2 separate regions of the Homo sapiens genome follow, and region 2 is linked to region 1. Evidence: read pairs that join two places in POLR2A ChIA-PET (ENCODE). Cell type or tissue: Panc1. All regions are shown on one strand.

Region 1 (4,000 bases):
CTTCCCACACATGCATAGGATAAAATAGCTCTACTGGACTTTTTATTAATCAAAGAGCCCGAGAGACAGCTGAATGGCTGAACCAAGCAGAGAGTGGAAACTTGGGGAGGGTAATTCCTTGCTGGGCCTTAAAAGGAGTCCACAAGATAGGAAAAAAACGAAAAAGCCAAATAAGATGAACCTCTATTCAGGCCCCAATGAGAGGCTGCTTGACTCTGATCTTTCGTTAGCTGGCTCAAAATTTTGTTCTTAAAGAATTATTTTTACTCAAAATCAAGAACTGTTAGAAAACAAGAAAAATTATGGAGTTTTGTTGTTGATTTCCACCTCTCTACATATATATATGAAATACATATCTCCTCCCGATACACATGCACACACGCAAAAACATATTTAACTGAAACAACGGTTTCATGAAACTATAGTTACTCTCATTACCTGTGATGCAGGCAAGTATTTTCAATTGTATTTTATTCTATTTCATTCTACTTGGAAAAAAAGTCTTTTGGTCTCAACATAAATGGGTTCTGACCTGCAGTTTCAAGCCAATACGTTACAGTAAGAGTAAATGTAGGGTTTCTCCCAGTTTTATCTGGCAGTCCCAAAGTCAGGATCAGAGTAACCGATGGAGCATCATTTGTACGCTCCACGTCTGAGGAGGAGGTCTGGGAAAAGATCCAACGTGTAGGACTGGCGCAGAGGCTCAGGCCTGTAATCCCAGCACTTTAAGAGGTGGAGGCGGGAGGATAACTTGAGGTCAACAGTTCGAGACAAGCCTGGCAAACATGGTGAAACCCCGTCTCTACTAAAAATACAGAAATTATCCAGGCGTGGTGGTGCGCACCTGTAGATCCAGCTCCTCGGGAGGCTGAGGCACGAAAATCGCTTGAACGCGGGAGGCGGAGGTTGCAGTGAGACAAGATCACACCACTGCACTCCAGCCTGGGCGACAGAGCGAGACCCTGTCTCAAATAAAAAAAATAATAATAATAATCCAATGTGTCCCTAGTCTGGCTTTCAGGGTCTTAGATGAGGTTCGGAAGTGGACTTAGGAGCCTTAGGAGCGCAGCCAGTGCTGTGGATTCCCACATCCACGGGACCTGCGGTTTCGGGTTATTCCATTCAGGGATACATGACGTCCCTCATTTCTACCTACCAGTGGGCTGGTCAAGATTCTCATTTATCAAGTCAGTTGGAGTGGGCTTAAGTAAGTTCTCAGCCAAGGCTGTGGGGTCTGGAGGACCAGATATCCCGACCAAAAGCCCCCCCTCCCATTCCTTTCACACGCCTGCCGCAGAGGTGCACGGGTGCGAGTGGGGAACTGAGGCAAGAAGCAGATGGGGCGGCACCGAGAGAAGAGAAACTACGCTAGAGGAAAAGCTCGAGCTGTTACCCCTCCCAACTTCTTCCGCCTTCCGCCTTCCCCCTTCCCCCTCTTTCCCCTCTTGCCCCTCTCCAGCTTTTCTGGTCCAACCCTCTTCTGCGCCTAACACTGGCACCTCCTTTTCTTCCGGCTGATGAATAATTGTCCGCAAACCAGCCTCTCTGGGGCACTGAGGGGCGGGAAGGTTAGAAGGAGCCAGGGCTAGAGTCCTGGAAGGTGGCAGTCAGGTCGCAGGGCCACAGCAGTCACTCTGCGACTCTCTCTTCCGGTGTTTCTCCAGCGCCAAGCGGGAGAAGACGGAGCCTGGGAGCTGGGACTGGAGGAGCGGGAAGCGCAGTATCGGGACCACGGCTCTGGGACCAGGAAAAACGCAGACTCTCCAGAGTCAATGTCTACTTCAGCCAGCTCAAGGGCGCGACAACCTGGCGCCGAGCATCTCAGGCCGCCGCGGGGACCCCCCCTAAGGGACTCGGGAACACCTGCCTACCCTAGAAGAGGCGGAGAATAACCCCGTAGGGAGTTAAGCGGCCTCTGCCTACAGCGTTCCTCCCGCCTCCACGGCGCCGAGCCCTGATTGACGTTCAGCCAGGCCAATCATAGCCTGTGTCTGAGGCGCGCGGAGCTGGAGCGCCCAGGGCATGTCCGCCGATCCCAAGGAGGCAATCTGTCAGGCGCCGCCCGGGCGGCAGTATGCCTGAGGGGGTCCTCCGTGTTCGCGCCTCCCGCCGCCTGCACTGAAAGGTCTGTACCTGAGCCTGGATACTTGAACAGAGGCAGACACTGCGGCTCAAAACCCCAAGGGTAGGTACCTATTGTGCGGAGTCTCGGAACGCCTGCCTGGAAGAAGAGTTCCGGCGGCTCCCCGAACGCTTGGAGAAAGCGCTTGGATGCAGTTGCAGGGTGAGATTTGAGACGGTGATTGTGTTTTCCAGCAGGCGCTCAGGCGGGGTGGTGAAGGAGGGATACAGACCTCTAAAGATTCCTCTCTCGTTGGGGTGAGGTGGGGAACAGCAGTGACAGTAGTTCTCATCCCTGAGCCTCCTCCGGGCCGGCCCGTGGAGGAGAGAGAAGGGGAGGGAGAAGGGTTTGCCCAGGCCTTCAGACACTTTACTTTGTGGGAGATGTATGTGCTGAGTGTCCCTGCTCTGGAGGGATTGTTAAAGAATCCAGGTTCTTGGGGAGTGTCTCAGGAGAACACTCCAGGTGATATCCTTATTCTTCCTATTTTCACCGTGTTGGTTTTTTTTTGGATATAACTTGTTCCCTTTAACCCGAGGTGGCCTTGGTGTCTGGCAGCTGTTTTCTCTGCCAGGCACCACCCTCTGGGCCTCACGTCTTCATCCCTCAAGTCCGCTGCCTCTGAGCTGCTACTTAGATCTGGTCTGTTTCTACCTCTGCTGGACCAGAAGTTTGCATTAACGCCCCCACCCCATCCTGCAAGACCGGCGCTTCCAACCAAGGGCTCTCTCCTCTGAACCTAGAACCTGCTTGGAAATCGAGTATTTCCTCTATGCCCAGGTGGAGATTGATGTTTGGGTTTCACATCTCCCAACTCTGTTGGGTACTATGTCGTTTCTCAGCTTGGTTGTATGTGCCTCCATTGAGTGGACCGTATCTCCAGAATTTCTCCTAACCCTCCCAGTGTACTCCCCTGCAATCCTTTCTTTTTTTCTCCAAATCCCCCACCCCCCACCAGAAATGACTTTACCCCTGTGCCACTTATTTTGGCCTGGAGCACTAAGGAGCCATACTACACCCAATGCCAGAGGTGGAACAGAAATGAGGTTTGAAATGGGAACCAGAAGCTAATCTGTGGGAAATTCTTTTACTCCTCAGACGTGTAAAGATGTGTTGGAGACTCTCGTAAATATGTATTCAGTAATGCAGCATATACAGTGATCACCATGTATTCATTTTTTATGGGAATCAACAATTCAGAATGATCAAAAATCCCTGTGTGTAGAGACATGAATCTATAGGAATATCACACATAGTGAGCACAACTGTGAGTGAAATCCCATGTTTCATGCATCCCAGCAGTCCCAAAGGGAGCCTCCAAATGTGTACGGGATTCAGACTCCATGTAACCTGCATCTGTCTATGCACTAGCTATGTGAGCTGTTACCTCAGTCTTGATGAGGTTACTCAGGAAGTCTGGGATCTTGATTTTTGCCGGTCACTGATCACCTGGCTACAGGAAAGGAGACCTAAATCCAGAACTTAAATTTATGAACACCAGGTCTGTAGGCACTAGACCTCAGAAGTAGGTGAGTAGGTGGCTATTGGTTGGTCCCTTCTGGAGTGAGGCAGAGATACCTATGCCATATGCAACATAAAAGGTTGCCTGAGCCCCTCAGCCTGAGGTAGAGTAAGGAGGGAGAGGTGGAGAGGGACTTTCTTCTCAGACCAGGGAAATCAGAAGCCATCAGATGCCTTCAGTAGGGAATCCAGCACAAAGAGGATCATAAGTCATCTCCCCACTTCTCTATAGTCATCATAGACGTAATTGCTAACCTACCCTTCCTTGGTGCTCTGGTTAGTAGAGTGAAGTTGAGATAATATAAATGAAAAAACTGAGCAGAAAGGGAGTGAGGATACGGGGCCTCTTCAGTTTGC
Region 2 (4,000 bases), 660 kb before region 1:
ATTCTCGATGTGGTGACCAGTGAGAGATGATTGGGGCATGGTGAGTCTGATTTGGAATATATTTTAAAACTAGAGTGGGTATAGTTTGACTGAATAAGGGGTACACAGGTTGGGTCTCCAGGAAGTGGACTTTGAGATTTAACCCGGAGCTGGGATGGCCCTTCAGAGCCATCCCCAACTGGGGCAAGGGAGCTGGGTTTTTGCCCCCCACATTAATCAGTCACGGAAGGTGGGTTGCCCCTAGAAAGAGTGTGACCTTGGGGAAGCAATTATCTTCAGTCCACAAAGAGGGCTGAGAGGTGAGGGCTGTCCTTGAGCAGAAGACTTGGGTAACACTGTCAACTAACTAAGCCTAACGGACATCTATAAAACACTCTGCTAAACAATAGCAGGATATACCATTTTTCTCAAGTGTACATGGAACGTTCTCCAGGATAGGCCATATGCTAGGCCATAAAACACGTCTCAATAATTTTAAAAGGACTGAAATAATACAAAGATGTTCTCTGATCACAATAGAATTAAATTAGAAATCAACAACAACAGGAAATTTGAGAAAATTACAAGTGTGTGAAAATTAAACAGCATGCTTCTAAACAACCAATGGGTGGAAGAAGAAATCACAAGGAAAACCAGAAAATATTTCAAGCTGAATGAAAATTGAAACAGAACATATCAGAATTAATTTTTGACATGTAGCTAAAGCTATGCTTAGAGGGGATTTATAGCTTGTAATTCCTATATTACCTCATACCATACACAAAAAACCAACTTAAAATTGATCATAGACCTAAATGTAAGTGCAAAACTATAAAACTATTAGAAAAAGGCCTAAAAGTAGATATTCATGATGTTGGGCTAGGCAATGATTTCTTACATATGATACTTTCTTACATCTACACAAGCAATAAAATAGTATTTTGTTTTTGGAGACAGGGTCCTGGTATGTCACCCAGTCTGGAGTGCCATGGTGCAATCATAGTTCACTGCAGCCTCAACTCCCGGGCTCAAGTGATCCTCCTGCCTCAGCTTCCTGGATAGCTGGGACTACAGGTGCATACAACCACGCTTGGTTAATTGTTAAATTTTTTTTTTTTTTTTTTTTTTGGTGTGGAGACAGGGTCTCACTATATTGCCCATGCTTCACATAAAATATTGATAATTGGATTTCATCAAAATTGAAAACTTTTGTACTCCAAAAGGCACCATCAAGAAAGTGAAGGCTGGGTGTGGTGGCTTACACCTGTAATCCTAGCACTTTGAGAGGCCGAGGCAGGTGGATCACTTGGGGCCAAGAGTTTGAGACCAGCCTGGCCAACATGGTGAAACCCTGTCTCTAAAAAATGCAAAAATTAGCCGGGCATGGTGGTGCATGCATGTAGTCCCAGCTACTTGGGAGGCTGAGGCAGGATAATTTCTTAAACCTGGGAGTTGGAAGTTGTGGTGAGCCGAAATCATGCCACTGCACTCCCGCCTGGGTGATAGAGCAAGACTCTGTCTCAAAAAAAAAAAAAAAAAAAAAAAAAAAAGAAAGTGGAAATTGCCTTCATTAAGGAAAAAAACAAACATAAAAATAACAGCAACCATAAGAAAGTGAAAAGATAAACAAAAGCAATAGAATGAGATCAAGTATTTGCAAATCATTTATCAGATAAGGGACTTGTATCTAAAATATAAAAAGAACTTTTATAACTCAATAATAACAATAAAAAATGGGCAAGAGATTTGAATAGACATTTCACCAAAGAAGATACATAAATGGCCATCAAATACATGAAAACATACTGTTTGGGGTTCACTTAGCTTCTTGCATCAATCAGTTAATATCTTTTGCCAAATTTGGGAGTTTTTCAGGCATTGTTTCTTTGAGTACATTTTCCTGCTCCATTCTCTCTCTCTTCTTCTTAAATGCTGATGACAGAACGTTAGTTAGCTCTTTTGTTACAGTCCCATAAATGAACCTCTGTTCATTTTTTTCAGTCTATTTTTCTCCGTTGTCCAGATTGAGTAATTTCTCTTCTACCTTTAAGTTCGCTGAATCTTTCCTCTGTCCTCTCCAATCTGCTGTTAAGCCAATCTATTGAGTCTTCAATTTTCATGATTATATTTCTAAGTTCTAAAATTTCTATTTGATTCTTCTTCTTCTTCTTTTTTTTTTTTGGAGATGGAGTTTCACTGTTTTTGCCCAAGCTGAAGTGCAATGGTACGATCTTGGCTCACTGCAACCTCTGCCTCCCAGGTTCAAGTGATACTCCTGCCTCAGCCTCCCAAGTAGCTGGAATTACAGGCACCTGCCACCATGCCTGGCTAACTTTTTGTATTTTTAGTAGAGACGGGGTTTCACCATGTTGGCCAGGATGGTCTTGATCTCTTGACCTCATGATCCGCCCACCTCCGCCTCTCAAAGTGCTGGGATTACAGGTGTGAGCCACCTCACCCGGCCTGATTCTTCTTTATATCTTCCATTTCTTTGCCAAAATTTCTGGTTTTCATTTGTTTCAAGAGAGTTTGTAATTGCTTGTTAAATGTTGTTTTTTTTTTTTTTCCTTTTCTTTTTGAGACAAGGTCTTGCTCTGTTGCCCAGGCTGAAGTGCAATCATGGCTCACTGCAGCCTTGACCTCCTAGGCTCAAGTGATCCTCCCACCTCAGCCTTCAAGTAGCTGGTACCACAAGTACACACCACCATGTCTGGCTAATTAAAAACATTTTTTTTTTCCAAGGGGCTGGGACCACAAGTACACACTACCATTCCTGGGTAATTATTATTATTATTATTATTATTATTATTTTGTTGTTGTTTTTTGTAGAGACAGCATTTCCCTATGTTGCTGGTCATGAACTCCTGGGCTCAAGTGATCCTCCCACCAGGCATGAGCCACTGCACTTGGCTGTAAAGCTTTTTTTTTTTTTTGAGACAGAGTCTCACTCGGTTGCCCAGGCTGGAGTGCAGCAGTGCAATCTTGGCTCACTGCAACCTTCACCTCCCAGGTTCAAGTGATTCTCCTGCCTCAGTCTCTCGAATAGCTGGGATTATAGGCATCTGCCACCATGTCTGGCTAATTTTTGTATTTTTAGTAGAGATGGTGTTTTGCCATGTTGGCCAGGCTGGTTTTGAACTCCTGACCTCAAGTGATCTGCCTACCTCGGCCTCCCAGAATGCTGGGATTACAGATGTGAGCCAATGTGCCTGGCCTGTGAAGCTTTTTTATTTTTATTTTTATTTTTTTTGAGATGGAGTGTTGCTCTGTCACCCAGGTTGGAGTGCAATGGCATGATCTCAGCTCACTGCAACCTCTGCCTCCGGGTTCAGGTGATTCTCCTGCCTCAGCATCCCTAGTAGCTGGGATTACAGGCATGCACCACCATGCCCAGCTAATATTTGTATGTTTAGTGGAGACGGGGTTTCGCCATGTTGGTCAGGCTGGTCTCGAACTCCTGACCTTGAGTGATCCACCCGCCTTGGCCTCCCAAAGTGCTGGGATTACAGGAGTGAGCCAATGTGCCTGGCCTGTAAAGCATTTTTAATACTTGTTTTAAAATACTTGCTTGCTTTAAATATGCATCAGGTGATTCCAACATTTAAGTCAACTTGGGTGTTGATGTCTGTTAATTGTCTTTTCTTATTCAAGATTTTCCCGATTCTTGGTATGACAAGTGATTTTCGCTTGCATCCTGCACATTTTGGATTGTATGTTATGAGACTCTGGATCTTATTTAAGTCTGTTTTAGTGATCATCCTTTGACACCGCACTAGTTGAGCAAAGAGGGTGCTGCCTCACTGCTGTCAGGTTGGGGGAGAGGCCCAGGTTCCTCACCTGGCCTCTGTGAACACTTGAGGGAGCCGTGCTCCTTGTTATTGCTAGGTGTGGATGGGGGTTCAGGCTTCCCACTAGGTCTCTGCTGACACACCCTGGCTGAGAGAGTAAGAAGCACTTCATTCCTGTTCCCCACGGGGTCTCCAGTGACACTGGTTGTGATGGAGGGGGATTTCATACCACC

What was found. Peaks named below come from ENCODE experiments on the same cell type or tissue, not always from the same donor. Only the 100,000 strongest peaks of a DNase experiment are listed, where the experiment ranks them.
Region 2: POLR2A ChIA-PET joins it to region 1 with 12 read pairs; 2 of 35 experiments call an interaction of 5 or more read pairs at or near these places.

What each region holds. Positions count from the first base shown.
Region 1 is chr6:32,892,743-32,896,742 of GRCh38, forward strand. LOC100294145 (a long non-coding RNA gene) reads left to right here and starts at 1,434. Exons shown (of 2, transcript NR_037178.1): 1 at 1,434-2,185. It also overlaps the pseudogene HLA-Z. In Panc1, no CTCF peak of the experiment used is centred here; a DNase peak (open chromatin) is centred at 1,919; H3K4me3 peaks cover 2,123 bases; H3K27ac peaks cover 2,197 bases.
Region 2 is chr6:32,231,224-32,235,223 of GRCh38, forward strand. No RefSeq gene overlaps it. Among named protein-coding and RNA genes, the nearest start is that of NOTCH4, 9.2 kb to the left of the region's middle. In Panc1, a CTCF peak has its summit at 3,876 (motif pointing right); no DNase peak of the experiment used is centred here.